Regions from separate parts of the Homo sapiens genome. Here region 2 is linked to region 1. A link is an interaction called in ENCODE POLR2A ChIA-PET data of the cell type or tissue named here. Cell type or tissue: K562. All regions are shown on one strand. Links, peaks and the distances in the headings refer to the core of each region. The heading gives the core; the rest is flanking DNA.

The links. ChIA-PET counts read pairs that join two places held together with the same protein. Peaks named below come from ENCODE experiments on the same cell type or tissue, not always from the same donor. Only the 100,000 strongest peaks of a DNase experiment are listed, where the experiment ranks them.
Region 2: POLR2A ChIA-PET joins it to region 1 with 5 read pairs; 2 of 35 experiments call an interaction of 5 or more read pairs at or near these places.

The regions. Positions count from the first base shown.
Region 1 is chr18:32,130,307-32,146,466 of GRCh38, reverse strand. It overlaps RNF138 (ring finger protein 138), which reads right to left. Exons shown (of 8, transcript NM_016271.5): 8 at 14,906-16,160. Among named protein-coding and RNA genes, the nearest start is that of RNF138, 47 kb to the right of the region's middle. RefSeq lists silencers at 9,045-9,245, 11,455-11,655, 13,245-13,445, 14,215-14,415. In K562, for the core only: no CTCF peak of the experiment used is centred there; a DNase peak (open chromatin) is centred at 7,946.
Region 2 is chr18:31,535,164-31,551,323 of GRCh38, reverse strand. It overlaps DSG2 (desmoglein 2), which reads right to left. Exons shown (of 15, transcript NM_001943.5): 10 at 15,912-16,054; 11 at 14,895-15,122; 12 at 12,346-12,573; 13 at 10,010-10,131; 14 at 8,472-8,804; 15 at 2,316-5,603. The coding sequence ends at 4,581. DSG2-AS1 (DSG2 antisense RNA 1) reads left to right here. Exons shown (of 6, transcript NR_045216.1): 3 at 965-1,286; 4 at 5,418-5,588; 5 at 7,929-8,222; 6 at 9,003-9,178. Among named protein-coding and RNA genes, the nearest start is that of DSG2-AS1, 14 kb to the left of the region's middle. In K562, for the core only: no CTCF peak of the experiment used is centred there; no DNase peak of the experiment used is centred there.

The sequences.
Region 1 (16,160 bases), core at 4,891-12,890:
AGACAAGGATACAAGTGTAAGTAATTTATTTTGGAGGTACAGAAAACACCTGTAGGAGGCTGAGCACAGTGGCTCACGCCTATAATTCCAGCATTTTGGAAGGCCGAGGAGGGAGGATCACTTGAGGCCAGGAGTTCCAAACCAGCCTGGACAACATAGTGAGGCCCCATCTCTCCAAAAAATAAAAAATTAAAAATTACTGAGTGTGGTGTTGTGCACCTGTGGTCCCACAGACTCAGGATTGCTGGAGCCCAAGAAGTCGAGGCTGTGAGCCATGATCATGCCACTGCACTCCAGCCTGGGTGACAGAGCAAGACTTTGAGAGAGAGTGAGAGAAAGACTGAGAGAGGGAAAAAAAAGGAAAGAAAGAAGGAAGAGAGAGAGAGAGGAAGGAAGGGAGGGAGGGAAGGAAAGAGAAAAAAACCTGTTATCCCAGCACTTTGGGAGGCCAAGGTGGGAGGATCACTTGAGCCCAGAAGTTGGAGACCAGCCCGGGCAATAAAGTGAGGCCCTGCCTCTACAGAAAAATACAAAAATTATCCAGACGTGCTGACAAGCACCTGTAGTCCCAGCTACTCAGGAAGCTGAGGTGAGAGGATCACTTGAGGCTGGGAAATTGAGGCTAGAGTGAGCTATGATCATGCCACTGTACTCCAGCCTGGCAACAGAGCAAGATCCTGTAAAAAAACAAAAGAGAGAGAGAGAGAAAGAAAGAAAGGAAAGAAAGAAAGAAAGAAAGGAAGGAAGGAAGGAAGGAAGGAAGGAAGGAAGGAAAGAAAGAAAGAAAGAAAGAAAGAAAGAAAGAAAGAAAGAAAGAAAGAAAGAAAGAAAGAAAGAAAGAAAGAAAGAAAGAAAGAAAGAAAGAGGACCAACACCTGTAGAGGAGGGGAAAATGAGACAGGGAAACAGTAAAATACAGACCTCAGAGTTGTTCCACAAAAGGGGCCAGAGAGGTAGGATGTTTATACATCAACTTCCATTGGGCATTGATTGAGGGTTGATGGAGGGGAGTGTTGATAAAAGAGATTGGTTAATTCTCCAACACTTCCAAACTATGGACCTCCAGGGCGTTACAGGAAGGCCTCATCAGAGGTGGGGATATAGATTCTGACAATTGACGATGCAGAATCACAGTTGATTCCTACTGTGTATTGGGCATTGCTATGCCTCCCCCACTGAATAGTCCATTGCTGCTGTGTCCTCATGGAGCTTACATTCTGGGGGAGACTGGCAAGAAGTTATTTAATTTAATTGTAACTGGGTTAAATGCTAGGAAGCAGAACAGGTGCTATGGGAGGGTACAGCAGGACCAGAAGAGAGCTGGGTCATCAAGACTGCCTTGAGCAAGTAAGGTGAGAACTGAGCTTTCAGACGAACAGATTACAGCTAGATGGAGAAGGGAGGGTGAGGGTGGTGTTCTATGTTGAGAAAGCAGCATGTATGGAGACCCTCTGGTGGGAATGGGCATAGCAACTTTGAGGAACAGAATCTATGGCTAATAGCGCCCGTGTCTCTAGTATGAAGAGTGATGATAAATGAGGCTGGGAATGTTATGTAAGATGCAGACCCTGTAGGTTTGTTGGCCAAATTAAGAGCATTTGTTTCTTTTTCTCTTGAGAACAATGGAAATCATTGGATGATTTTAACCAAAACAATCGTAAGAAATTTGATGATATATACTAAAGAGAACACAAGCCTATTCAGGCATACTGATCGCAGTCCAGAAGTAGGGATGATATCTTTGGGTAGTGGAATGACAGTGAATAGGAAGAAAGACAAAAGAGACTTAAGAAATAAAATCAACAGGACTCATTAATGAATTAGATGTGTAATATATGGAAAACAGAAGTGACAAGGATGACTCCTAGGCTTTTGGCTTCAGCAAGTGCTGAAACATACTACTGTTACTGAGTTTCAGAATATGAAGACCAGATGTGAAGAGAAGATAAGTTTGGTCTTAGCTGTTATGAGTTTGAGACACCTGTGTGATCGTTGGTGCTGCTGAACAAATAGGTGGATATGCAGAGGACAGATGCGGATGAAAATTTGAGACTGGTTACCATAAAGATGGTAACTTGACGCTTGGATGAATGTGATCACTGATGCACAATGACGGATGAAAATGCTTGACCTTGAGATAAAGTAAAAGAGGAGAGACAGTACTGAGCCCTAAAGAACTCTGACATTTACATGCCCAATCTTAGGAGGTGAACCAGCAAAGAAGAAGTAGAGAGGAATGTGAGGAGAACCAGGAGAGAAGGATGCCACATTAGGCCAAGAGAAAGCAGTATTTCAACCCAATACTGAGTAGTACAGTAAAACAAGTACTAACTAGCTATGAGAACCCCGCCTAGGAAATAAGGGGCTTTTCAGCATTAAGGTTCTCAGGCTACAAACCTTAGTTTGCATCTTTTCTAAGGAAGAGTGGCATAACATAGTTAATAGTGAATTGAAGCTCAAGATACAGGAATAAAAGTAACTTGCTGCTTCAGATGAATTCATATCTCTAGGTCCAGATAAATTTCATCCTAGTATAAGGATGAGAGTGAAAACCTCATGACAATGACAAAAACTGCTGAAAACCTTCCTCATTAAATCTTCACATCCAACCTGTGGGTAGCCTGAAAAGAACAGAAGGGATACCTGTCTTCCAAGATCTATTCATGCTAAGAGTTGCCTGAACCAAACCCAAACCACAGCATACTCATACTTCGTCTCCTCTTTTCCTGCTCTGTGTCTGTTTCTGTTGACTTGCGTCTCCATCCCCCATCCAGTTCACTGTAGTTTCATCTTCCCTCTTGGCTCAGTGCATTTGAACTGGTCACACCATCACTGGCCTCTGGATTTATCTCAGGATTTTGTTTTCTGAACCTGGGCTCACAGACAACCCAAGATATACAGACCAGCCCTGCCACATACTCAAGGTGGATTGAATATCAAACTATGATGATGATGAAAATAGTCACTTTAAAATTCGTGACATTGGCCGGGCACGGTGGCTCACGCCTATAATCCCAGCACTTTGGGAGGCTGAGGCAGGTGGATCACCTGAGGTCAGGAGTTCAAGACCATCTTGACCAACATGGTGAAACCCTGTCTCTACTAAAAAAAAAAAAAAAAAAAAAAAAAAAAAAAAAAAAACACACACACACACACAAAAATTAGCCGGGTGTGGTGGCAGGCGCCTGTAATCCCAACTACTTGGGAGGCTGAGGTGAGAAGCACTTGAACCTGGGAGGTGGAGGTTGCAGTGAGCCGGGATCATGCCACTGCACTCCAGCCTGGGCAACAAGAGCAAAACTCCATCTCAAAATAAATAAATAAGCAAACAAACCAACATTCAGACAGGTGCGGTGGCTCACGCCTGTAATCCCAGCACTTTGGGAGGCCAAGGTGGGCAGACCATCTGAGGTCAGGAGTTCAAGACCAGCCTGACCAACATGGTGAAACCCCGTCTCTACTAAAATTACAAAAATTAGCCAGCCATGGTGGCACACACCTGTAATCCCAGCTACTTAGGAGGCTGAGGCAGGAGAATTGCCTGAGCCTGGAAGGTAGAGGTTGCAGTGAGCCAAGATCGCACCACTGCACTCCAGCCTGGGTGACAGAGCGAGACTCTGTCTCAAAAAATAATAATAATAAATAAATACATTCTTTCCTATGTTATAAATTTCACAAGCCTCACATCAACTTGCTGCTGCTGCTTTTTTTTTTTTTTTTTTTTTTTGAGATAGGGTCTTGCTCTGTCACCCAGACTGGAGTACAATGGTGTGATCTTGGCTCACTGCAGCCTCAACCTCCTGGGCTTAAACAATCTTCTTCCCTAAGCCTCCTTGTGTAGCTGGGTTCATAGGCACTCGCCACCACACCCGGGTAATTTTTGGGCTTCTTGTAGAGATGGAGTCTCACTTTGTTACCCAGGCTGGTCTCGAACCCCCAGGCTGAAGTGATCTGCTCACCTCGGCCTCCCAAAACGCTAGGATTACAAGCATGAGCCACTGCAGCTGGCCTCAACTTGCTTCCTTATCGTGATATTAGCTCATATTACAAAATAAGCAGCAGGGTATTTATGAGAAATATGAAAGAAATAAGGCTGCAAACAGAATCTTCACTTCAATTTAGACATATTTGTACTGAGGAGTCTCATACTCATGATATCATAGGCCCTTGATAAGCCCCAGCCAGTCAGTACTTAAGAAACCCTATCTGGATCAAACTGCTCCTGATTTTTTGTTGAAAGAGATACTTTTATTAGAAATGTCCCCCAACATTCATGGCCCAAATAACAAGAGGGGGAAACAAAAACTTCCAGCTTTTTTGCAATAATACACCTATCACCAGTGAAACATATACAACATTTTACATGTGGTCACCTTTTAGTGATATATATATTTAAACATTTTGTAGAGACAGGGTTTCACCGTGTTGCCCAGGCTGGTGTTGCCCAGGCTGGTCTCGAATTTCTGGATGCAAGCAATCCACTTGCCTCAGCCTCTCAAAGTACTGGGATTACAAGTGTGAGCCACTGCGCCCAGCCAACCTATCTTTCTAAAGAAAAAGAATGCATGCTCTGGCAATTACCAGTGAGAATCATGTTGTTCGACAAAATTCTAGAGTATCTGACTTGTAAGCAATTAGAAAATGAAATAGTAATTAAAGGACTCAAGGTGTATTCACTAAGTCAAATCAAACTAAATACATTTCACATTTTAACACATTTAATGGGCCAGAAGATTAAGAATTGTTATCATTGCAAACAATATGCTATGCAAGGGCTGGAGACTAGAACATTTAAGCATAAATATTAAAGTAATAGTTTAATAACTACACTCAAAGATTATTGATTAATAGATGAATGTCAGTCTAAAATAGCCTTTAATGATTTGTTCCTGGGCTCACCTTGGTCCTGTGCAATAAAGTGAAGGCCTTGCTTATTAGTCTGCACATGAATCTGGGAGTGGTAGCTAATATGTTGAGTGCCAAAATAAAAACTCAAAACATCTTATAGGTGAGACCCATAGCCAAAACTAAAAACAATGAAATTTAATAGTCTTTAAAGTAATGTCCTAAATTATGAAAAACATTTTAGGGATTATGATAGACATAAACTGCCATCAGTGGTCATGTAGTCTTGAGCAATTTTGATTAAAATGTGGTTTCTAATACAATGCACATAATGGTACCAAATTATTTTGCTTTGATGGGAAAACAATTTAAAGCACTGGACTGCAATTAAGAAGCCAACAATTTAGGGCGTTGACAAAACTGAACTGAGGCCAGACAATGGAAACCAGGAAGAGAAGTGATCCTAAAACCAGGCCATGAGGAATGATCAAAGCAAATGAGGATGTTACCTTGAAATGAAGTAAAATTTTGCTGATATTGTAAGAGACTCATGCATTCAAAGTTACGTTATAAAACGACAGAATTTTATGTCATTTGTTTTTGGTAAGACTAGACTATAGAATTATGAAGTCGTTTTATGGCAATCACTTGGATGGAATGTTATCATGCTGTGTCAGGAATTGGTGGGTTCTTGGTCTCACTGACTTCAAGAATGAAGCTGCGGACCCTCGCAGTGAGTGTTACAGCTCTTAAGGTGGCGCGTCTGGAGTTTGTTCTTTCTGATGTTCGGATGTGTTCGGAGTTTCTTCCTTCTGGTGGGTTCGTGGTCTTGCTGGCTTCTGGAGTGAAGCTGCAGACCTTCGCGGTGTTACAGCTCATAAAAGCAGTGTGGACCAAAAGAGTGAGCAGTAGCAAGATTTATTGCAAAGAACGAAAGAACAAAGCTTGCACATTGTGGAAAGGGACCCCAGCGGGTTGCCACTGCTGGCTGGGGCAGCCTGCTTTTATTCTCTTATCTGGCCCCACCCACATCCTGCTGATTGGTAGAGCCAAGTGGTCTGTTTTGACAGGGTGCTGATTGGTGCGTTTACAATCCCTGAGCTAGCCACAAAGGTTCTCCACGTCCCCACTAGATTAGCTAGATACAGAGTGTCGATTGGTGCATTCACAAACCCTGAGCTAGACGCAGGATGCTGATTGGTGTTTGCAAACCTTGAGCTAGATACAGAGTGCCGATTGGTGTATTTACAATCCCTGAGCTAGACACAGGGTGCTGATTGGTGTGTTTACAATCCCTGAGATAGACATAAAGGTTCTCCAGGTCCCCACCAGACTCAGGAGCCCAGCTGGCTTCACCCAGTGGATCCCGCAGGGGCCTGCAGGTGGAGCTGCCTGCCAGTCCCGTGCTATGCGCCCGCACTCCTCAGCCCTTGAGTGGTCGATGGGACTGGGTGCCGTGGAGCAGGGGGCAGGGTTCATTGGGGAGGCTTGGGCCGCACAGGAGCCCACGGAGAGGGTGGGAGGCTCAGGCATGGCAGGCTGCAGGTCCCCAGCCCTGCCCTGTGGGAAGGCAGCCAAGGCCTGGCGAGAAATTGAGCACAGCAGCTGCTGGCCCAGGTGCTAAGCACCTCACTGCCCGGGGCCAGTGGGGCCGGTTGGCCGCTCCGAGCGCGGGGTCTGCCAAGCCCACGCCCACCCGGAACTCACGCTGGCCCGCAAGCACCGCTCACAGCCCCGGTTCCCGCCCACGCCTCTCCTTTCACACCTCCCCGCAAGCTGAGGGAGCCGGCTCCGGCCTTGGCCAGCTCAGAAAGGGGCTCCCACAGTGCAGCGGTGGGCTGAAGGACTCCTCAAGTGCCGCCAAAGTGGGAGCCCAGGCAGAGGAGGCGCCCAGAGCGAGCAAGGGCTGTAAGGACTGCCAGCACGCTGTCACCTCTCAATGCCACAGCCTGAAAACACTCTGTAAAAGCCTACTAGCTCAGAAAGTCCTCCTCTCAGCTCCATGGCACTAGTTCCACAGAATTAACTATTATTTTTTTTTTTTGGTGTTTTTTTGCTAAACTATCATCTCTGCTCCACTTAATCTTCTTCATAATCTGCTGCAGTTTGCTGCTTGTCAGTTGAGGACATGGTTTACATTTCAAAAGACATAATTTAAGCTTCTTTCCTTAATAAAAGTACTTTTTAAAAAATGTTCACGCATTTATTTCTTTTGAAATAAATCTGAACTTTAAGAAAATTTGTGGCTGGGTAGCCAGGCGTGGTGGCTCACGCCTGTAATCCCAGCACTTTGGGAGGCTGAGGCAGGCGGATCATGGGTCAGGAGATTGAGACCATCCTGGCTAACACGGTGAAACCCCGTCTCTACTAAAAATACAAAAAGTTAGCTGGGCATGGTGGCGGGCACCTGTAGTCCCAGCTACTCGGGAGGCTGAGGCAGGAGAATGGCGCGAACCGGGAGGCAGAGCTTGCTGTGAGCGGAGGTCGTGCCACTGCACTCCAGCCTGGGCGACAGAGCGAGACTCTGTCTCAAAAAAAAAAAAAAAAAGAAAGAAAGAAAATTTGCGGCTGGGCACAGTGGCTCACACTATAATCCCAACACTTTGGTATTACAGAAAAAAATAAAAATAAAAAAAACCCAGGATGCAATAAAGAAGCCAGTCAAAAGCTGTCAAAACCAAGATGGTGACCAAAGCAACCTCTGGCTATCCTCACTGCTCCTAATATGTTAATTATAATACATTAGCATACTAAAGTAAACTCCCATTAGTGCCATGACTGTTTATAAATGCCATGGCTACATCCAGAAGTTACCCTACATGCTCTAAAAGGGGGACAAACCCTCAGTTCCAGGAACTCCTCACCCCTTTCCTGGAAAATTCATGAATAATCCATCCCTTGCTTAGCATATAATCCAGAAATAACCATAAGTATAGCCAGTCAAGCAGCCCACACTGCTACTCTGCCTATGGGGTAGTCACCCTTTTATTCCTTTACTTTTTAATAAACTTGCTTTCACTTTACTCTGTCAGCTCACTCTTGAATTCTTTCCTGTGCAAAGCAAAGAACCTGCCTGGCCTTCTGGGCTAAGCCCCAGCTTTGTGGTTCACCCTGTGACAGAGTGATAAGACACATAGATCAATGGAACAGAACAGAGAACCCCAAAAGAAACTCACATATGTATGCTCAAATGATTTTTTACAAAGTTGCAACAGCAAACTCAATGCAGGATGGATAGTGTTTTCAACAAATGGTGCTGGATTAATTGGAGAACGATAAGCAATAACAAGATAATGTCAGCCTAAACCATACCATTTATATAAACATCAACTCTAAATGGAGTAGATTTAAATGTAAAGCATAAAATTATAAAGAATTTTAGAAGAAAACAGAAAAAAATCTGCAGGACATAGGACTAGGTAAAGAATTTTTAGGTATGATACCAAAAGTATAATCCATAAAAGTTAAAATCAATTAATTGGATTTCATGAATATTAAAAACTTTGTTCTCTTAAAGTTTTTAATTTATCAAAAACTTATATATTTTCTCCCCATGTGTATCTGTTATTTCCTTCTTCCCTGTAAGATGAGAGATCCAGTATATGAGAGACCCAGTTTCTCCGCATCCTTGCCAGCATTTAGTATTATGAACATTTTTTCTATTTTAAACATTCAAATAGGTATATAATGACATTTCATTTGTGGTTTAAATTTTTATTCTGTAATAGATCATGGCATTTGACATCTTTTATATCCCTTATGTCCCTATAAGAATAAGGAAACAACAGATACAGATGGGGAGAAAATATGCAGTAGAAAAACAAATAATCCAGTTAGAAAATGGGCAAATGATAAGAAGATATAAAAGGACATTTCACTAAAGAGAGATGGCCAGTAACACACTAAAAGATGTCAAATACCATTAGCTATTACTGAATAAAAAATTAAACCACAATGAAATGTCATTATATATCTATTTGAATGGCTAAAATAGAAAAAAAATACTTATAACCATGTGATTTGTGCCTGTAATCCCAGCTATTCCAGAGGCTGAGGCACGAGAATCACTTGAACCCAGGAGGTGGAGGTTGCAGTGAGCTGAGATCATGCCACCGCACTCCACCCTGGGTGACAGAGTAAGATGCTGTCTTAAAAAAAAAAAAAAAAAAAAAAAAAAACTAAAAAAATTTTGACTCTTAAGTAGAAGCCTTTTTTAATATTCTGGATAACAAAAGGGGGAAGACACATAAAGTACATTTCCTGCATAAGGAGGTACAATGGTTGTCTCAAGGAAATATATTTGTGCAAATTATATTGAGTTATGACCTCAACCAACTTTTTTTTTTTCATGGCATGGCCACTTTTACTTAAAAGAGTGACTGGCAAAATATTTATATGTGGGTATTTGGAGGGAGAAAATCAGCATGTCACTTCAAGGTAACAACCATTTTTTGTCAAAGATAAAATTTGAGGTTTTAAGCAAAAATCGGAGTTTTGTAAGCTTCCTGGCTTCCCAATTTTTAAAGACTTGATGAGATCCATGGTGATATTAATATAATTGCTACAGTACAAAAAGTGAGTAAATATTTGATAGATCTCCATAACTCAGTGCACCATCTTTTGGACTGACCATCACATAATGCTATGCAATCATGTGCAGGTAAAAGGTCCATTCAAATACAGGATAGATCTATGGATTTTCCTGTTAAGTGTACAAAAAGTTTGATGTGGTTCGGATTACAACTAACTTTTAAGAATTTACTATTTGTTCGGGAGGCTGAGGCAGGAGAATTGCTTGAACCTGGGAGGTGGAGGTTGAGGCGGAGGTTGCAATGAGCTGAGATTGTGCCATTGCACTCCAGCCTGGGCAACAAGAGCGAAACTACATCTCAAAAAAAAAAAAAAAAAAGTTACTATTTGTTGTTTTTGTTTTGATGCAGTATGTAAGAATACCCAGCCAACTTTTTTTTTTTTTTTTTTTTGAAACTGAGTTTTGCTCTGTCACCCAGGCTGGAGTGTAGTGGCACAATCATGGCTCACTGCAATCTCAACCTCAACCTCCCTGGGCTCAAGAGAACCTGCCACTTCAGCTGCTGTGGGTAGCGGGGACTACAGGCACATGCCACCACACTCATTTAATTTTTGTATTTTTTTTTTGTAGAGACAGGGTTTTATCACATTGCCCAGACTGGTCTCAAAGTCCTGAGCTCAAGCCATCCGCTCGCCTCGGCCTCCCAAAGTGCTGAGATTACAGGTATGAGCCACCTTACTGGAACTCAGTTATCTTTTTTAAAAGGCTATTAAAATATTCCTCCCTTTTCCAACAACATTATCTGTATGAGACTAGATTATCTTCATATCCTTTAAGCAAAATAACCCACAATAGGTTGAATGCTGATGCATATATGAACAATATGAACAATCTAGCTGTCTTCCATTAACCTAGATATTTGAGAGATCTGCTGAATATTTTTGCAAGTTATTTTCCATTACAAATGTTAATGATAATGTAATGAGCTTATTATTTTAAATGTTAATGTTTTCACTTTGTCAATTCCCCCTTTTTTTTTTTTTTTTTCAAGAGACAGGGTCTCATTGTGTTGCCCAGGCTGCTCTTGAACCCCTGGCCTCAAGGGATACTCTTACCTTGCCTCCTAAAGTGCCGAGATTACAGCCATTAGCCACTGGGCCTGGTCCACTTTATCAGTTTCCTATGTGACAAACATGTGATAAATACAGTCATGCATTGCTTGATGACAGGAATATGTTCTGAGAAACGTACCATTAGGTGATTTCCTCATTGTGTGAACATCACAGAGTATATTTACACAAACCTAGATGATATAAGCCTACTACATACCTGGGTTATATGGTGTGGCCTATTGCTCCTAGGCTACAGAACTGTATGGCATGTTACTATACTGAATACTGTAAGGAACTATAACACAGTTTATCTAAACATATCTAAACATAGAAAACATATCTAAACATAGAGAAGGTACAGTGAAAATACAGTATTATAATCTTAAGGGACCACCATTGCATATGTGGCCCATCAACGACCAAAATGTCGTTATGTGGCGCATGACTATATTCACAAAAACAAAACTGCTTTTGGGTTCTCAATAATTTCTAAGGGTAAAGGGCTCCTGAGGCAAGAAGTTTGAAAAGTGTGAGTCTAAGTAAACCTAAAATTACTTCATAAACACAGAAAATGCTGTTGTGATATATCAATTCTATCTGGAAACAGAAACAGTTGGTATAGAGTAGTATTCTCAACCATTACTCATAAAATTTTCAAAAAGCTCAGAAAAACTATTTTACACCCTTTGATACTACCAAATAACCTAGATAATCATATGTAAGCTAGTCAAGTGATTTGCTAATGTTGCAAAATAATTTTTTTCCTAGAGACAATAGTTTCATTCTAATTATTAAAGAACCAAACATGTTTAAAAATGGGTGGGTTAAGTAAATTTCTCATCATACATCCTAGGTATACATTCGACTGAGAAGTATGATCATCAGCTGATTGTTCTTTATTATTTTTTCTTTTTTTTTTTTTTTTTTTTTTTTTTTTTTTTTTGAGGAGTCTTGCTCTTGTTGCCCAGGCTGGAGTACAACGGCGCAATTATTTTAAGATATGTTTTATTCAGAATTCCTCATGTGTGGGGTATTTGTACTTCTTGGAAACAAAAACAGTGTCTCAGATCTTCCCACAAAAGTTGAGGCTAGCAAGCCAGGTATGACGCACACCTGCAGTCTCAGCTACTCATGAGGCTGAAGATCCCTTGAGACAAGGAGTTTAGGTTCAAGGGATCGAGGCCTTGAGGCCAAAGCAGGAGGATCACTTGAACTCAGGAGTTTGAGACCCACCTGGGCAACATGGCGAAATCCTCTCTCTACAAAAAATACAAACAGTTGAGGCCAGCAAATAAAGACTAGTAACCCTTTAGACTCTATATCCTTAAGGGGGAAAAAAAATCCAGACTGTCTTGACAGGATTTTAGACTAAAGTAGGACCTGACAGATATAAATACAATAGGTTGACTTGTATTGGATACACAGTAACAATAAACGTTAACATGCTCTGTTCCAAGCTCTTTGTAATATTAACTAATTCAATCCTCACAAACCATAGAGGTAAAAAGGGCTACGAAATGTGTCCAAACTACACAAGTAGCAACCAGCAGAATCATCAAAAACAGGTTGTCTGGTCCAAGAAAGTAGGCTCAGTTGTTTTAAATGCTTGGTCTTCTGGCAAAGATCTACCCAACACCCTTCTGTATCTGCTGCAACCGCTTTTGTTTCTATTGGTGGCTTCAGATCCTATCCCAGAAAATATTGTCCTTAAATACTCATTAAAATCTCCTATTTCCCATGATTTGAGGGAGCCTAACAAAAAAATAAAATAGAAAAATAAAATTCTGTACCTACAAAAATGCCTTGAAAAGAAAACATCCAGGCCGAGGTAGGGCACGGTGGCTCACGCCTGTAATCTCAGTACTTTGGGAGTCTGAGGTGGGCGGATCACCTGAGGTCAGGAGTTTGAGACCAGCCTGGCCAAGATGGCGAAACCCTGTCTCTACTAAAATATAAAAATTAGCTGGGTGTGGTGGCGCATGCCTGTAATCCCAGCTACTCGGGAGGCTGAGGCAGGAGAATCGCTTGAACCTGGGAGGGGTTGAAGTGAGCCGAAGTCAGGCCGCCGCACTCCAGCCTGGGTGACAGGGCGAGACTCCATCCCCCCAAAAGATAAAAGAGCATCCAGGCCCTGCGCGGTGGCGCACACCTGTAATCCCAGCACTGTGGAAGGCTGAGGTGGGCGGATCACTTAGGGCCAGGAGTTTGAGACCAGCCTGGACAACGTGGTGAAACCCATCTCTACTAAAAGTATAAAAATTAGCTGAGCATGGAGGCGCACGCCTGTAATCCTAGCTACTCAGGAGGCCGAGGCAGGAGAATCGTTTGAACCTGGGAGATGGAGGTTGCAGTAAGCAGAGATTGCACCACTGCACTCTAGCCTGGGTAAGAGTGAGACACTGTCCCAAAAAAAAAGATAGAACATCCCATACACAGCTCATGGAAAGTCAGGTAAGAGCAGCGGAAGGCCATTTGGCTAGACTCTTCACTTCCTTCCTCAGTTATGAGGGGAAGACCAGCCTGTTTTGTTTTTACCTACATTTGGCATCCCCAGGTACCAGCATACATAAAAGAATCACTTGTAATACATTTAACACAACTTTTACAAATACTAAAATATAACTTTAGAAGACTAAGCTTTTCTGTTCTGGACAAAGGACAAGTCACTGCTGCTGTAAATGCAAGAAAAAAACAGAAAAATCTCAATGTTATAAAAGCCAAATATAAAATAATATTTACTGTGTGCTTCCACTTAACACAAACCCATTTATGGTATTAGAAGTTATGTCGTGATAATACTTAGTTGTGACTGGAAGTAGAAACAAAAAGACTTAGGAGATTCTAGCAATTTTTTTTTCTTGACTTGAGCATGGATTACTTCAGGTTATTGTTCACTTTGTGCACTTTCAGTATCATGTGCCATTATTGCCCACTTAGACTAATACGAAATCTCCCTCACATCCTATTTTCTTCCTCTCCATATCCTCCACCAAACGGCTGTGACTCATCTGCTTACCAGTCTTCCATATTTATTCCCCTGCCTTGCTTGTCCTTAAATTCTGCAGGATGTCTTTCACTATTACAATCTTAAGAATTCCTGTTTTTTGGCCGGGCATGGTGGCTCACACCTGTAATCCCAGCACTTTGGGAGGCTGAGGTCAGGAGTTCAAGACCAGCCTGACCAACATAGTGAAACCCTGTCTCTACTAAATACAAAAAATTAGCTGGGCACGGTGGCGTGTGCCTGTAATCCCAGCTAAGATAGGAGAATCGCTTGAACCTGGGAGGCGGAGGTTGCAGTGAGCCTAGATCATGCCATTGCACTCCAGCCTGGGCAACGAGAGAACTCCGTCTCAAAAAAAAAAAAAAAATTCCTGTTTTTTGTTGAGACAGGGTCTTGCTCTGTCATCCAGGCTGGAGTGCAGTGGCACAGTAACGGCTCACTGAAGCCACAACCTCCCCAGCTCAAGCCATCCTCCCACCTCAGCCTTCTGAGTAGTTGGGACTACAGGTGCACACCACCACACCCGGCCAATTTTTTGATTACTTGCAGAGATGGGGATATATGTTGCCCAGGCTGGGAGAATTCGTTATATAGGACATCATACAATACAGTTTAAATTGTTTGTCAGTAAAGTACATAATGGAATACACCCATTTTACTCATATTGGGAGAAGAATGCAGTGTATGTCATCTTTCTCAATCCCAGGACTGGACCACTGCTATTGAAGCAGGGAGACAGGCTGTGACACCCGTTTTCCTGAGATTCTTGTATCCCCCTTTAACTCACCTCCCTTCCCCATCTTTTTTCAAAACTGTACCGCACAGATAATTATGTTACACACTAAGTGATATCATGGAATGAGTGCTTTACTTATATGTCTGAGTTTTATAGTATCTGTATTTACATGTTTTCTGGGTCACACCTTTTCTACATAGTATGCTAAAAAGTCACGCTTCTACAAGGGGTTTGAGTAGCAGCTGTTAAGGGGTTTCTGTAGAAGTTATGATGTATTGAAGATCATAATTAATACTTACCAAGCAACCCATACAAGGTATATGACATTGTATTTGGCAACATAGTCTTATAACCCTGGTATCTTACTTAAAAGTACTATCTATCTCCATATAAAAGTGTTTATTAAGCAAATAAGCTTTCTGCCTAGCTGCTAACAGGGCTTGAAAATCTTGCTCCGCAGACACTTCATAAAATTGCTTTATAAGGTGATTAACATTTGAAATGGATAAAAATAAATAGGTTTATAAAGTTAAATCTGACATATAGCACCAGCATGTGGTAGCTTTTTCTTATCCACTTTTTTAAGTGCAAAATAATGGGTTATCTCCTACGTCTTTCAGTGTGAATTATGAGAGTTAAATGTTTGCCTCCAGACAAATTTTAATTAGACACACAAGTAGGAGAAAACCACTTTTAATTGAAAAATAAAGCAATACATCTCAAATAAGACTCTGTTTTAACAATAAAACTGTAATTTGTTGAAATAGCTTTCCTAAGTGGTATTGTGAAATTTAGGTATTGGAGTATCAATACAATTCCCTCCTTTAATTCTGACTCAGCTATAAGTAATATTAAAAATAAACTTTTCCCCATAAATTTAATTTCCATAAATCTGTAAAGTCTATCCCTATTCCCAATGCACTGACAAAAAGAGGGGAAATTTTAAACAATCATTTTCATACTGAGAAATTCTCAGATAAAAGCAAATAAAGTATTTTCCTTATGAAAAAGCTGATATGTGAGACACACAAGACTATCAATGATATTTAACTCATTCACAAAACTTTAAAACACAATTCCATCAAGATGACCTCTACTACAATTTTCCTTTAAAGAAGTTCCCAAATCCCAGAATGGTTTAACTTGACATATTGGATGTATTAAACTTTGCAAATCCCAGAATGGTTTAACTTGACATATTGGATGTATTAAACTTTGCAAATCCCAGAATGGTTTAACTTGACATATTGGATGTATTAAACTTTGAAAGAAACTATGAAAGTTATTGCTTTAAACTGGAAAACACTATGGTCAAAAGTCTTAAAAAGGAGCTGTTTTTTAAATTACACCCATGTAACTGAAAGAAAATGCTCAAGCACACACATAGTAAACACCACTCTTTAAAATGACAGAACAAAGGCGTATGTTCATTAAGATGTATGGCTTTTCTTGTGGTTGTTATTACAATCCATAAATAAAGTCTTTACTGTTTGACTGAAAAAGGTTTTTACAAAACTGCACTTCCAAAATTAACATTTTTATTAAATCAAGTTAAAAAAAATGTTCAGTGTAGAAAAGTCAACAAGGGTTTTAACAAAACCAAAATATACCTTTTTATACAATATATGTATATATTAGCAGCAAACTACTTCTGAGATTCTCTTTCTTTTATGTTCTTCTAGTTATTTTAAAGAAAGCATAAACAATGTATATTAGTATGGAATGTCAGCAAATCCACTCTTAGTCCTTTATTCTGTGATTTGGGCCTTCTACAAAATACTTTGTGATTCTCACTAATGAATATTAAGAACATACCCAATTTTAACTAAAAAGTAGTGAAACAGTGGTTGGTAGAATCTTTCTCACTATATCACGGTCACACATTATATTTGAGAATAACAAATGAGCACCATATAAACAGGTAATTGTGTG
Region 2 (16,160 bases), core at 3,080-11,079, 590 kb after region 1:
AGCAAAGAATAATTTGCAAATTGGGCAGTACCTAAACCGGAGTAGATTCAGAGCCACGCTGGTGCTGCCACGTGGTCAGAGAGGATTTATGGATAGAAAAAGGAAGTGAGGTACAGAATAGCAGGACTGGTTACAGCTCAGGGTTTGCCTTATTTGAATGCAGTTTGAACAGTTGGCTGCCTGTGAGTGGTTGAAGTATTGCGGCCGTGATTGCCTCAGACAAGAGTAGGTTACAGTCTGTTTACACATCCAGTTAGGTTATAGTTCACTAAGTATGGAGAAACCTTCAGGCCAAACTTAAAATATGTAACAAGGGCCAGGTGTGGTAATTCACGCCTGTAATCCCAGCACTTTGGGAGGCCAAGGCAGGCGGATCACCCGAGGTCGGGAGTTTGAGACCTGCCTGACCAATATGGAGAAACCCCGTCTCTATTAAAAATACAAAATTAGCTGGGCGTGGTGGCGCATGCCTGTAACCCCAGCTACTTGGGAGGGTGAGGCAGGAGAATCATTTGAACCTGGGAGGCGGAGGTTGTGGTGAGCCGAGTTTGCGCCATTTCACTCACTTGAAACTCCGTCTCAAAAAAAAAAAAAAAAAAAAAGGAAAAGAATGTAAGGAGGCAGCTTTAGGCTAAAGGTAATTAGCAGTTATAAACAGAGATGAAGAGAGGCATTTCATAATGATAAAAAGATCAGTTCTTCAGGAACACAGTAATCCTAAATGTACTTGTACCTAATAACACAGGCAAAAAGTTTCAAAACACAGGAAACAAAAATAGAAAGAATTAAAGGGGGAAATAAGCAAAGCCACACTTGGGAGACTTCAACCTCTTAGTAATTAATGGAAACAGTAGACAAAGTAATTGGGAATGATATAGAGGATTAAAATAAAACATAATGAAACTAATAAATTTTGGTCCTTTAAGAAAGTCAGATTTAATGATCTGAAATGTCTCATTTTTAGGTGATATTTGGTTAGCAACGTCCTACTGTAGACATTTTGATGTGGTGGTGATTGGAATATGGTCTGCAGAGATCAACCAGAATTAGCTCCATGTGCCACTGGGAGTGGGAACTGAAGTCACGCAGGAATAAACCAGTCTTCATGCTTTAGGATGTTCTGATGTGCCATTGTCGTGAAATCTTCATTCATGAGACATTCCAGTTTACCGGCAGTGTCGACTAGAATATGCTACAGCCCCCAAAATACGTTTTTAGTATAAGGATTATTTTGAGCTGATTATTTTGAGAAATAGCAGACGCAGGAGAAACTCTGAAGACAGAACGTAAGTTTACCTTTTGTAAAGGGATTTACATTTATAAGGGAAATGTCCATTTGTAAGGCTGTCTCCCTCCGTACCGGAAACACGGGATGACTATAAGTGACAAAGAGATTAATTTAAATCTGCATGACAAATCTTACTCAAGCTTACCAGACTTTTCCTGGTCACCTTCCCATAACTTGTTTCCCCTGCCCAGAAGCCCCTAATCCCCTTTCCTATGTTTTAGCCCAAGTTGGTATATTATTAAATTAAACTGGGCCTGAGGCTGCCTCCATACCTTGAGTCCCCACATGACGAACTGCAGCCTAGCTTGGTACATAAATGAACTGAAAGCCTAATTTAGGAGTATATTTTTGTAATACATAGCTGAGCGTCAATCAATCACAGCAGCTGAGTTTCAGCCAGTCACTGGCTGCCAACTGATCAGCCCACCTCCAAATAAGGCAAAGGCTCAGCTGTAACCAATCAAGCAGCTTCCCTACCTCACTTCCATTTTCTGTCTATGAATACGGCCTGCTCATTATTGTAGAATAGAGTTCTCCGAACCTTTTCTAGTTCCAGGGCAGCCCAATTTTGTGAACCTTTCTTTGCTTAAGTAAACTGTTAGATTTAATTTGTTTAAAGCTCTTCTTTTAACATTTTACACCCAAGTTCTAACCACCCCTTTGAGCTGCTCATTCCAGTTACTCCAAAGCATGCATGAGATACACATGTTAACAGACTAATGTTTGTTTTTCTCTTGTTAATCTGTGTTTTGTTACAGAGCCCCAGCTGGGGACCTAGAAGAAAATTTGTTTTTCTTCTCTTATAGCAGCAACTCTGATCTTTTCCCTTCTAAACTATAACAAGCAATTAAAACAGCCTCTCAAACATTGGTAGAATGATTTCATCTCTTTGGGTTAGATATACTAGCCTTCTTCTGCCAGACCCAACAGATTTCTCCAGTGTTACTCTGGGCAGAGAGCAACCTTCACTTCCTTAGGAACAAGGTTGCCAGAGTTGGACAATGAAAATGCCAAGTACCCCGATAAATTTGAATTTTAGATAACCGACAACTTTTTTTATTGCAAGCAGATCTAATTAAATAACAAAGTCCAAGAAACACCTGCCTTTAAGGCACTCTCCCTAACAAACTGAGTTATATTCCTTGTAAAATATAATAGAGAAATAAAAATCTATGGGGAAAGGGTCACTCTAAAGATACTTTTTATTTAAATATTTTATGATGATACATATACAAATATAATCTTCCAAAAAACAAATGTAAAACTAATACAAATCACTTTTTCAGGAACAAAGAAAATCATTTAGAAAATGTGATTATGCTAAAAGAGGCAGGTTAGGTTTCCAAGGCTGCTCAAGGTGGAAGCTTAAGACCAACTTTTGTTTGAGTACACAAGTGATATTTACATTTTCATATACTAGTGATATACCTGTTGCATACTTGGCAAAATAAAACTGATAGTAAGTCTATAATAATAAAAGAAACAACAATTACTAAGTAAACAATTCTAGATGATGGAAGAGTAACCTCCATTTAAGCTACAGACTTAGATGTCTAAAAATATGTGTCCTGATCTGTACAGTTAGTGGGAGCACACTATATAAATCCTTTGCATGACACCATTCAACAATATTTTTTAAAATCTACAAAATTTTAAAGTTTCACTTCCCTAGCAAAATATCTTCAGTCAAGAAATTAGTCTTTGAAAATTATGAAAATTGTTGTGGGAAATATTTATACAAATTATTACTGATAATGCACATATATTTTGAAACATTGTTTCTAGAAGCAATAAAATATAACCTATTTAGGAGATAACCCAAATGATTTGTAAAAAAATTAACTTGTAGAAAAGGGAAGGATGTTGTGTAAAATCAAGTCAATTATTTGAGGTTTTTATAATATTGAGTACTTATGTACTAAGTCACACCCAGCCAGTCAATAACTGAGAAATCAAAATAAAATAATAATTTCAAAGAATTACATAAATACAGGGCCTTTTGAGATTTTTGGCAATTGTAAACAAAAACGAATGGTTTTTACAATTCAGTGTAATTCTACGAATATTTATTTGGCACCCATGTTAGGCACTGAGGCTACACAGCAGTGAAATAGGCCTAGTTGTTCTCAACTAGAGAACATAGTTGGTTAATGTAGCTGCACTGAATTGTAGCTGTTTAGAAGATAATATACCCTGAGGCTTTTTAAAGTATACTATTACTATAAGAAGTAAAATTATTTTATACTTATAAATTTTGTTTTGGATTATTCAACTGAATTTGGAGTGTTCAGAATTTTCATGGCGGTTGAGACAAGGAAGAGGTATAATGCTATTTTTTTTTCCTTTTCTTTTTTTTTTTGAGACGGAATCTCACTCTGTTGCCCAGACTGGAGTGCAATGGTGCGATCTCGGCTCACTGCAACCTCCGCCTCCCGGGTTCAAGTGATTCTCCTGCCTCAGCCTCCCAAGTAGCTGGGATTACAGGCGCCCACCATCACGCCCAGCTAATTTTTGTATTTTTAGTAGAGACGGGGTTTCACCAGGTTGGCCTGGCTGATCTCAAACTCCTGACCACAGTTGATCCACCCGCCTCGGCCTCCCAAAGTGCTGGGATTACAGGCGTTAGCCACCACCCCTGGCCAGTATAATGCTATTTTTAAGACTATACAGTATGTACGTGCACACACACACACTGTCATGTGCACAGAAACATACAATGTGTATTCTTATCATCAATGGTCCAATTTAATGAATCACACAGATTGAAAGGGTTCAAGTCTTAAAGAAGTTATGAGCACCATAGCTGGTGCTCAGACTGTGCATGTATCTTTGGATCAATGAGTTGTTGAAAGTCTGCTGGGTGCAGTAAAGTACAGAATACAGAACATCAATGTTTAATGTTAATACGGTAGGCAAAGAGACCCAGTCAGTTTCCTGGGTTGCTTTACTGGACGGCTGATGAACTAGGTACTCTGTTCACTTGGTAAATTCTCAGAAGCCAGATTGACTCTCTATGTATCTTGTTTTATCAGGATTGTTTGCATAGCTTGCTAAAAGGCACCTAAGCAGCAGCATCATCTCTATGTCTTCAGTAAATTGTGGAACATTTCTAAAATACTCCTGGAAGCAGAGACAGTGTGGTCCTTTGCATATCAGTGACTGAGAAAAATTTTAAGATCAATGTGTATGTGTCTCTGTGTGTCTGTAAGGCTCATGAAAAATCAGGTACATTGGAAACATGAAATTAGTCACTGCTAATTAAACTCTGGGTCAGTTTGTGGCTGACTGCTGTTTAGGAGTAAGAATGCTGTACAGTGCTATGCTTGGTAACTCTGGTGGAAGATGTGGTTATGGTAGAATTAGAATGACCAGATTCCTCTAAACCAAAATCTGGCAGAGGGCCAGGGACTCCAGCTCCAGACACCGTGGTGTTCCTAGCCGTCATAGAATTTTCAGTGGGAATCTGGTAACTGGATTGCAGAGTGGAAGCAGGTGCTAGAACTCTTTCTGTCACTGTCACATTCTGTCCTACTGCTATATTAGGCATGGCCAGAGTAGGCTGCACACCTGAGCTGGGGGCAAGGAAGCTCTCTCTTTCCCTCACCATGACGTAAGGTACATCTTGAAGATGCTGAGTGCCTTCCAGAGGATTCGATCCACCCCCATGAGGCTGTATTACTCTTTCAGTGACCACAACTGTACCTTCATTAGCATAAGGCTGATCTACCAAGGTAGAAGCTGGAGCATACACCCTCTCTGTCACAATAAGGCTCTGTGGCTGGCTAGGACCCAGGATCACAGTGGTTGGTGGCATAGTGGACCCTGTGACATAGGAAGTTTCTGTTGCTATCACATTTCTAGAAGCCATTGGGTCAGGAAGAGGTGTAGCTACCTTTTGCGCCTGCCTAGAAGACACAGATCTTTCAGTGACTATTTCCTGAGTTACTTTCTCTGCATTGGCTTCTTGCAAAGATTTTGGAACTGGGAAGCTACTGCCAGAGGAGTAGGTATTCTCTGAATTAACCATAGTTTGCTCACAGAGTGAATGTGAAGCTGTGTTCATACTTGTTTCTGTGGCAGGTTTTTGTCTCTGCTCAATTTCCTTATTTATATCTATTTTTTGACCCAGGCAAACTTCAGCTAGTGTCTTGAATTTAAGTCCCAAATCATCTAAGAAGCGGTCATCTAGCTCTCCTTCAATAAAACTGCAACAACCAATAGAAGCATTCAGCGATTCAGTTTCTTCCTGAGAATAAACCAGAAGGCAATCTTTGGCTGTGTGATTTTCATCTTCCTCAGTGTAAGAGGCCGCTTTCTAAAATGAAAACAAAACAAAACAAACACAAAACAGACAAATAATTAGCAATATAAATTCATTTTAAAACAAGACTCTATATTCCTGTTCAAAATGCAGTAATGTGAATTTAATTACAAGGAACCATCAGGGAAACACAAATTGAGAGAGATCCTACGACACAACTGGACTGTATTCTTAAAAAAAATTAATATCAGGGAAAAAATAGAAAGGCAGAGGGGACTGTTTCAGATTAAAGGAGACTAAAGTGTCAGGACAACTAAATGGAATGCAGGATCCTGAGAAAAACAAAATTGCTGTAAAAGATAGTGTGATAGTTGGCTAAACTGAAATATGGACTATGTCAATATTAAAGTTCTACATTTGTTAACTGTACTATAGTAATGTAAGAGAATGTGTGTGAATGTGTGTCAGTGAGAGAGAGACAGAGAAAATGGAAAAGCAAATAGCAAATGTGGCAAAATGTTTATTGGGTTCAAAATTTCTATTATTCTTGCAAATTTTCTGATAACTTTGAAATTACTTCCAAATCAAAAGTTAGTACACACATACATAACCAAGAATGACTGGAGCAGGATTAGAGTGGAGAGAGGGAAAACTTACCAAAAGAAAACAAACAGGACGCTAGAATTGAGCTTAGCAGTGAGACAGGAAAGGCCAAGAAATGGTTTTGCTTGACACCACCCACATCCCTGTTAAGCTAATACTTGAAGGTGGGTGAAGGATGGTATGAAAGATGGGAGGTTAAAAAGGAGCAGAAAGTGGGAAAGCACGCTAATAATTTGCAAATTTAGAAGAGGGGGACAGAAGTAACTTGCTTTCCTCAATGGAAGCCCCTCCCCTTACTCCTCTCTAGGGCCCTTCAGATGCCTTATATTCCAACTCTGTCCATTCTCATGGGAGCACAGGGCCTTGTTCTCAAGAAAACCACCCAGTCCTACTTTTTAAAAAATTATTCTTACTATGTCTGTAAGATCTGTAGTAAAGTTCTTTATTTTATTTCTAACATCCATAGTTTGTGCTTAATCTCTTAATATCCTAATTAGTCTGGTAAAATGTTTATCAATTTTATTGACCTCTTTAAATAATAAGCTTGTGGCTTCAATTTTTTTTCTTATTACTTTTTGCTAAATATTTCATTGATTTCTGCTCTAAAATTCATCATTATCTTATTTCTGCTTGTTTTGGGTTTAATTTGCTCTTCTAACTTCTGAGGGTGGAAGCTTAGGTCACTGATTTGAGAACCATCTTCTAATATAGCCATTTTTGCTACAATTTCCCTTCAAGCATCACTTTAGTAGTACCCCACAAATTTTCATGAAGTATAATTTAATTTGCAGTCATGTGTATTTATAAATATTTGAGTATATTTTATATATCTCTTTGTTACTGATCTCTGGTTTTAATTTTTTTTTCATCAAAGTACATTGTATGACTGCAGTTCTTTAAAAGTTATTTACATTTATTTAATGTTCTAGAATACAGTCTATATGAAAAAGCATGTGTATTCTGCTTCTGTTGCATAGAGTGTTCTGTCAGTATCAACTAGATCCATTTGGTTCACAGTACTAAGTTTTCTATATGCTTACTGATTCTGTCACTTGTTCTTTCATTTACTGATAGATCAGGTTGAACTCTCCAACTATCATTATGAATTTGTCTGTTTCTCTTTCAGTTGTTTTTGCTTTAAGTTTTAAAAATTTCTGTTATTAGGTTCTGACATATTTAGGAGTTTCAGGCCTCCTGATGAACTGACTCATTTTTCATTATGAACTATCCCTCATTATTCCTGGTAATATTCCTTGTTCTGAAGTATACTTTATCTCTATGTTATACTTTTTTTTTTTTTTTTTTTTAGACAGAGTTTCACTCTGTTGCCCAGGCTGGAGTGCAGTGGTATGATCACAGCTCACTGCATCCTTGGCTTTCCAGGCTCAAGTGATCCCCCTACCTCAGCCTTCTGAGTAGCTGGGACTACAGGTGTGTGCCAGCATGCCCAGCTAATTTTTTGTATTTTTGGAGAGATAGGGTTTTAACATATTGCCCAAGCTGGTCTTGAACTTCTGGGCTCAAGTGATCTGCCTGCCTTGACCTCCCAGAGTGCTGGGATCACAGGCATGAGCCATTGTGCCTGACCTCTACATTATACTTTTATTTTCAGTTCTGCTTCTAATTCCTCAATTCTAGCATGAGCTTCCTTATTGCATCTGATCATCTTCCTGGAACTTTTCTCATCATTTTTTGGTGGACCCTCATAATAGCAAAGCCAAGTACTCTCATACAGAAGGTAAAATTTAAATGGACTTAATAGATTGTGTTTTTTAGGTTATATATCCTCTGCCTCTCCTACGGAGCTCATCCCTACCAAGCCTGCTCCTGCAGAGGGATGCAACTTTCCGACCCACTGACATCTGTCTTGGTCATATGACTTGCTTTGGTCAATGAAATGTGGTGTAAAAAGGTGGAGGCTTTGAGAGCCATTGCCTGGTTCTGCCTTGTTCTTTTCTTTGGGTCACAAGGACGGCAGCTTCCCAGGTACAATCTGCTCTCTCAGTGTGCATCTTGATATGAAGACATCATGAAGGAAAGCAGAGCTGACTGACTGGCAAAAACATAACTGTAAGTGAGAAATATGCCTGTGTGAGAACTAAGATCATGGTTACTGCAGCATAATTTAGCTAACACCGACTGATTCTGTGGGTCCCATTTCTCTTTCCTTATTGCCTATAAGTATTCCCTGAAAAAAGAAAAAAAAAAAAAACCCAAAGTCTCATTTGGATCCAAGGCAATGATTACCCTAATAATATCACATTCACATACAAATGTTCCCCCCACCCCCCACCACCAATACATAAAACTCATCCTTACATCAGTGAAATAATTTCTTAAGAATTCTTCGTTCAGTGCAACAGCAGCTGCCTGAGCTCCGGCCATGTCTCTGGAAGCCCCTGTGGCCCTTGCGGTCTTCGTGGTTTCAGTGGTCATGATAGCGCCTGTGGCCCCTGTAAACTGGGTAGCTCTACCAGAAAGCAGGCTTCTGTGTTCTTCCCACCTTCCATCCATCTCGGACATCTCATGTTGCCCTTTGACAATGGAAGCAGAGCTACTTCCTTTCATCGTGGCTTCCTTGGCCATACCTCCTACTCCATTTCTTCCTACTAGACTGCCCCCTTGATCCACTGGCAGAAATGATGGCACCACCTGTGAGAGCAAACACAGCTGAGAACTGAGTCAGGAGGATGGAGGGAATCCTTCATCCTTGGTAGAAGGATCTGAGTCAAGTGGGCATAGGAAGGTATAAGCTATTTCCACTGAGGCCAGTTAGAAAAAGTATTTTGAGTTGAATAACTTATGTAAGTCTTATGAAGATCTCCTTTCTTCTCTCTTCTTGTTTTATAGGTGGATAGAACCCAAAGAGAAAACAAAGCCCAAACAGTCTCAGCTCCTTTACTCTATGCGACCAATGGCATTTCAACCTCCCTCTACAGTTTGATACCTTCTTCTATAGTTACAGAATTCTTAACTTTGTTTTGACCTGGATCCATGGCCACCCAAAATAAAGACTATATTTCTAAGCCTCTGATGCCACTAGGTATAGCCACCTGACTAAACTGTGGTCAATGTGAATGAAGCAGAAATGGTGTACACAAGTTCCGGGAAGTGTGCTTAAAGAGGGTTCTTCACTTTTCTCCCATGTGCTGGTTAGAATGTGGGGACGGCAGCTAGGTAGCTAGAACTAGGACATGAGGACAGTGTGGGAATGGAACTCAACCATGGAAGAAAAACAAGGAAGAGGGAACTGGGGACCATGCTGCGGATGAATCATCATGTTGATCTTGGAATGCCCATTTTAGGATTAAGCCACTGTTATTCTGAGTTCTCTGCCACCTGATGCTAAATCCTATCCTATTAGAAATGGTGCTCATAACAGATGGTGGTGAGAGGTCCAGGGTGAAGGTGCAACAGAGAGACAAAGGGATATGGCTATGATGTAGTTGGGAAATGGGGTTTTGCAACATTTTACAAGTGTCATGGGGGTTGTGGGCTTACCTCTGCAAACCCTATGTATTGAGGGAAATGGAAATGAAGCAGTTCCTGGTTATGAAAACTGCCCATTTAATGTTAGGACAAAAGACTTAGATTCCTACACACTCTTGCTCTTCCTGAACCTTGCTCTACATTCTCTACAACATGGGAAGTGTCAAAACAGAGTAAAACTATCTCAATTCTGCCCCAGCAACAAACACAAAATATGCTGTCATTTGAACTCTTTGCTTAACAAAGGCACATGAGTGAAATCCATAGTGATCACTTTACTCACTCAACCAAACATGTAAGAAACACTTCCCTAGGCCCCTTTAAAACCCAAGAAGAAGACAAGTCATATTGACATCTGATCCACTGACCTTGTCTTCAGGTGGTGCTCCTTCATTATTCCAAGGATGCAGCATCTCTATGGTGCCAGGTATGGGGGTAAAGCCTTTGGCGCCCTTTCCGCAATGGCACATCAGCAGTAAAAGTGGTACCACTGTACAGACACAAAATTGAACACAGATAAGGTTAACCTTGATATATTTCTAAATTTATATTGCACAATTTTGGAATTTGCATGTCCCTTCCTGGACTTGTCTTCACTTATTTACAGCTCTATTTTTCTTTTCTTCACCCTGATCCAACCTTACCAAGCTTGTTTTGGGTGAATTACTCCAAAACCCGAAGGCAGGATGAGGGAGTCTTACAGATTCAAGGCCTTGTTCATCAAAAAGAGGCTGTCTGTGGCTGCTGAGTGGAATACCAAGACTAGGTTCAGATAGTATCCAAATCATCAAAACCAGCTTAAAGATTAATTTTTTTAAAACTATGGTCCAATTAAAAAAAAATCACTGTTGCAAAAATATATGTACTATTGAAAACAGTAATTAGAAATAATAAAGTGAAACATATAACAATTTCAGAGCCCTCTTCTTAGATTTTATTTTACCCCTAGGAGGAAGCAAAGACCAAGGCTGACCCCTTGATCAATGTAGTAAAGAATTAAACACACCTGCATGCCCATCTGCCACTCCCATTTGGCAGCTTCCAATGATGAACTGGCTACTGCCTAGATTCGTTTTTATGTCAAACAGTCAACAGCACATTAACTACAGCTACTACGATTAATAAGAAGACTGAAATCAGCCAGTGGCAATTCAACAATTTTAACAAACATTCATCAAGTGTCTATTATGTGCCAAGTACCACATTAGGCTCCAGGGAATCTGAGATGAGAAAGCAGTGCAAGGAATCCCTGAGCAAAAGATACAGTCCCAGCTCCAGTACCTACCTACAAACTTGGTAAGCTGAGACAAGTCATTTACCGTTATGTATCTGTATATGTAGCCATAGCATGGAGATGATGGTATAAAAGTACACTGCAGACTGTTGAGTGCTGTGCTTTCAATTGCACATCTACCAATGGCTCTAATACAGCAGTCCCCAACCTTTTTGACACCAGGGACTGGTTTCATGGAAGACAGTTTTTCCACAGGGAAGTTAGGGGTAGGGGGGTTGGTTTTGGGATGACTCAAGTGCATTACATTTATTGTGTACTTTATTTCTATTATTATTACATTGTAATATATAATGAAATAATTATACAACTCACCATAATGTAGAATCAGTGGGAGCCCTGAACTTATTTTTCTGCAACTAGATGGTCCCATCTGGGGGTGATGGGAGACAGTGACAGGTCATCAGGCATTAGATTCTCATAAGGAGCACGCAACCTGGATCTCTTGGCATGAGTAGTTCACGATAGAGTTTGAGCTCCTATAAGAATCGAATGCCAGCACTGGTCTAACAGGAGGTAGAGCTCAGGTGGTAACACGAGTGATGGGGAGTGGCTGTAAATACAGATGAAGCTTCACTCACTCTTCCACCACTCACCTCCTGCTGTGCGGCCTGGTTCCTAACAGGCCATGGACAGGTGCTGGTCTGTAGCCTGGGGGTTGGGGACCCCTTGTCTAACAGACCTCTCCTCTGTCACTGCACTAGCCTAGGCTGCCTTGGAGGCGGCCCTCTGTCCATATTCAGTGGTCAAGTAGAGTGATATTTCATGTGACCTCAGGATGCAGTCCCTTGTTCTTTTATAAAAGGAAACCCGAGGTCTTTGGAGCGTGGGTAGGGCAGGCAGGACTGGTTGAGAACATCTTACGGTCAGGAAGGACAGGAAGTGCTCAGAGGGTCTGCCTACTTTTGGTGCTGACGAAGAAACAAGGCAAGCGGGGAATATCAGGGAGGCGGAGCTCTGATAAGTTGAATGTACAAAGCAGGATTGATTGGAATAAACTGGGTTTGTAAAAAACCTTGTGCCCATAACCCAAAGTCATGCAACACATCTTTTTTGAGCGCTTACTACATGCAAGGCTCTGTTCCACACACTGGGAATACAGCAGTGAAGAGAACAGACAGCATGCTGCCCTCACAGAGCTCATCAAAATGGGAATACCAGTGAAGTTTATGCCAATAGTTCCTAAGTTACTGAAACCAGAAAAGGATATACATTTATAAAACAAAATTCTGAAGAGTCTTATATTATGCTTTGGTGATTTGCCAATCATCAGTTGTTTCCCTATTCACCCTCAAAGTGCTCTAGTGTGGTTAAAGAATAACTGTGAAGAAATCAATGACTACCATAGTAACACATCTCCAGGAGTGCACTCAGATTCCCAAAAGCACAACAGAGTGGCTTTTAAAGACTTACATAGCAGGAGCAGAAAGGCCAAAATCATGAGCGCAATTGCTGCGGGTCCCAGGCCCACATAGGAGTCATGCTGTGCTTCCCTGCAGCCGCTGCCATGCAGACACTCACAAACTGTGAGTGTAAGGACCTGCTTTTCAGGACAACTAAAACCCTGATTGTCTGAAATCAGGAACTGAATTTCACTTCTCCCAAGCTTTTTCTCACTTTGTTGCAGCAGCACACTGGTACCTACAAGGTTGGGAGGCAGAAGGAAATAAAAACGAACGATTACCAAGGATGAGGCAACATTAAATTCCACAAATGTTCTTTCATTGCTGATTGTATTTAACTCCAATTAGGTACTTTGTTCTTCCTTCACTTATTGAAGTGTGCTCATTAAAATTTGTCTATAGGCCCTGAATATGCAGTTTAAATAGCAAAGGTTCAGACCTGGACACCTACTTTCATGATGATTAGCTGTAACCAATGTGTGTGGGTCTAGGAAAGCTAGGAACTGTTCTATACACTGGGAATACAGTGACAAACAAGTGGTGAGTTAACATTTCTACTGAATGACCTTTATTTTACCATTTCTTTAAAAAAAAACTTCATTAAGGCAATTTTTCAAACATAGTAATAAAGAGAAGAGCATAACCCCCATGGTACCCATCCTCAGCGTTAATCATTTTCAATGATGGGCTGATCTTGTTTTCTCTAGTCCCTTCTTTTTTTGTTCTCAACACTATATACATTCAAAATGGAAAAAAAATTCAAACCTACAGAAAAGTTGAAAGAATATTTTAGTGAATATTAACAAACCCTTACTAACTGTTTACATTTTGCAACAATGCTTTCTTTGCCCTCTATATACCCACTTTTTCTTTTTTTTAAAGTTTCTTAACTATTTCAAGGTAAGTTACAGATAGCACGACATTCTTCAGCATGCACCTTCTAAGATCAAGGAACATTAGCACTCTTACACTTCTTCTTCTTCTTCTTATTTTTTGAAATGGAGTCTCGTTCTGTTGCCCAGGCTGGAGTGCTGTGCTGCCATCTTGGCTCACTGCAACCTCTGCCTCCCAGGTTCACCTGCCTCAGCCTCCTGAGTAGCTGGGATTACAGGTGCCCACCACCATGCCCAGCTAATTTTTGTATTTATAGTAGAGATGGAGTTTCACCATGTTGGCCAGGCTGGTCTCAAACTCCTGACCTCAAGTGATCCACCCGCCTCACCCTCCCAAAGTGCTAGGATTAAGGCATGAGCTACCATGCCCGGCTTCAACTTGTTATTGATAATATTCTGTAATATACAACTCAGTGTATTTGTAAGTTAAATTTATTAGAATTTTAGAGTATAAGGATCATAGGGAGTTTTTTTTTTGAGACAGAGTCTTGCTCTGTCACCCAGGCTGGAGTGCAGTGGCACAATCTCGGCTCACTGCAAGCTCTGCCTTCTGGGTTCATGCCATTCTCCTGCCTCAGCCTCCCGAGTAGCTGGGACTACAGGTGCCTGCCACCACGCCCGGCTAATTTTTTGTATTTTTAGTAGAGACGGGGTTTCACCGTGTTAGCCAGGATGGTCTCGATCTCCTGACCTCATGATCCGCCTGCCTTGGCCTCCCAAAGTGCTGGGATTACAGGCGTGAGCCACCGCACCTGGCTGGGAGGTTTTGTTAATTCAGATCACTGAAATATATAAGGAAACTAAATATATTAAATCTGTAAATACAGTTTGAAATATTGATGGTGTTTAATTTGTTAATTGGACTAAACATTATTCAAACCCTCTTAAAATGATTTCAAACATTTGCTAGACTTAACACAATAAAGCTGTAAATTAAAAAAAAAACTGACTATTGTCTTTGAAATTTTACTGAAATGAACCCTAGTTGTTTAAAACAAAATAGTTTTCTGGATAGACTTTTCTGCATTCAGAACCACCCTGAAGGACATCTGAAAACTCACATCAACACATCATATGGTCCATGTGTCTAGATGTCCTGGATGTGGACATATGGACATGTCCACTGACATGGGGAAGGGGGGAATCAGATAACTCCCCTGTTATGTTGTTTCTATCATGTTCTAGGTTTGAGCTTTACTTACCCCCAGTTAAACCAAGGTATCCTCAGCTTTAATCAGGGAATAATGTTGAAGGAAGGATTAAATATGGTAATACATAGGGTGGGCTAGCAGAATGCCTAGCACATAGCAAGTGCTCAATAAATGTTGTTTTAAATGGAATTACTGTTACTACAAGATTTTTAGAAGGCAAACTACTACGATTGTGGTGCTGACAAAGGCTTGGTACTCCTCACCTTACCAGACAAAACTACTTCAAGGGCTATTTAGGGAATACCCAGCTACCTTCAAGACATTTTAGATTATTTTTCTTCTCTCCATAAGCATATAAAAGATACTATATGTCAGTAGGTTCAGGACCTCATTTCATAAACTCCTTTAAAAAACTATATTGGAAATATAATTTATGAGAAGAAATACAACTTACAAATATTTTAGATATCATGCTTAATATTTAGATTTCTATGTAGTCCAGTGATTTTGCTTACTTTCTTGGCGTGCTATTTTCCATTTTTCTGCCATGCCAGGTGGTTTGTCAATGACGGAGAAACTGAAAGGGCCACTGTTTGGGTGTCCATCCAGGTCCTCTGCAGTAACATTCACATACTCTGCATCGTGACAGATTGTCTGCACAGGCTCTATCAGTGTGGGACAGTTGTCGTTGATGTCTTCAACATTGATAAGGACTGTGCCAGTGATGGTTTTTCTAGGATAATCTTAAAAATAAGAGAGAAAAAGTATGTACATTCTGTTCCTATTGCTGACAACAGACATAGTTTGAATTCCCTTGCCAATTTGGAGTGGAGAAGGTACTAACCACTTAGGACATTTTCTATCCTAGATATGTTTCAAATTTGGACCAAGTAATATCTTTTAATCCACTTACCAAGTAGAAATGTGAGATTTATCTACTGGAGAAATTAGGTGCTTATTTCATCTTACTAAAAAATTTTTTTAGACATCTATTTTTAAATTTTATCTACCCCTCAATTTTTTTTTGAAGATGGTGTCTTGCTTTTTTGTCCAGGCTGGTCTCAAACTCCTGGGCTCAAGTGTTCCAACCATCTCAGTTGCCTGAGTAGCTGGGACTACAGACACAAGCAACTGTGCTGGGGTGAGATTAGGTTTTTGTTTTTGTTTTTTTTTTTTTGAGTTGGAGTCTCCCTTTGTCTGGCGCGATCTCCGCTCCTCTACCTCCTGGGTTCAAGCAATTCTCCTGCCTCAGTCTCTTGAGTAGCTGGGACTACAGATGCATGCCACCATGCCCAGCTAATTTTTGTATTTTTAGTAGAGACGGGGTTTCACCATGTTGGCCAGAATGGTCTCGATCTCTTGACCTCGTGATCCACCTGCCTTGGCCTCCCAAAGTGCTGGGATTACAGGCATGAGCCACTGCTCCCGGCCGAGATTAGGTTTTTATACACAATCAAATCAATGGTTTCTGATGTTGGAAAATAAAAATCTAAATACATATAATCAAGAAAAAGATCTATTTAATAACTTACCTTCTGATATGGCCACAATCTTTACAGTGTATGTGCCATTTTGAACATATCTAGATTCAAAATCAGGAAGTTTTGCAAGTTTAATTTCAGATGTGACAGAATCCACAGAGATCCAATTATCTCTATCTTCTAATTTTACATATCTGTCATAAAACAAACATAAAATTAATTTTGAATTCTGCATGAATTGGAAACCTCTAACATCTACAGCTCTTTCAAGCTTACTTTTCTTCTCTTTAAATATGTTCT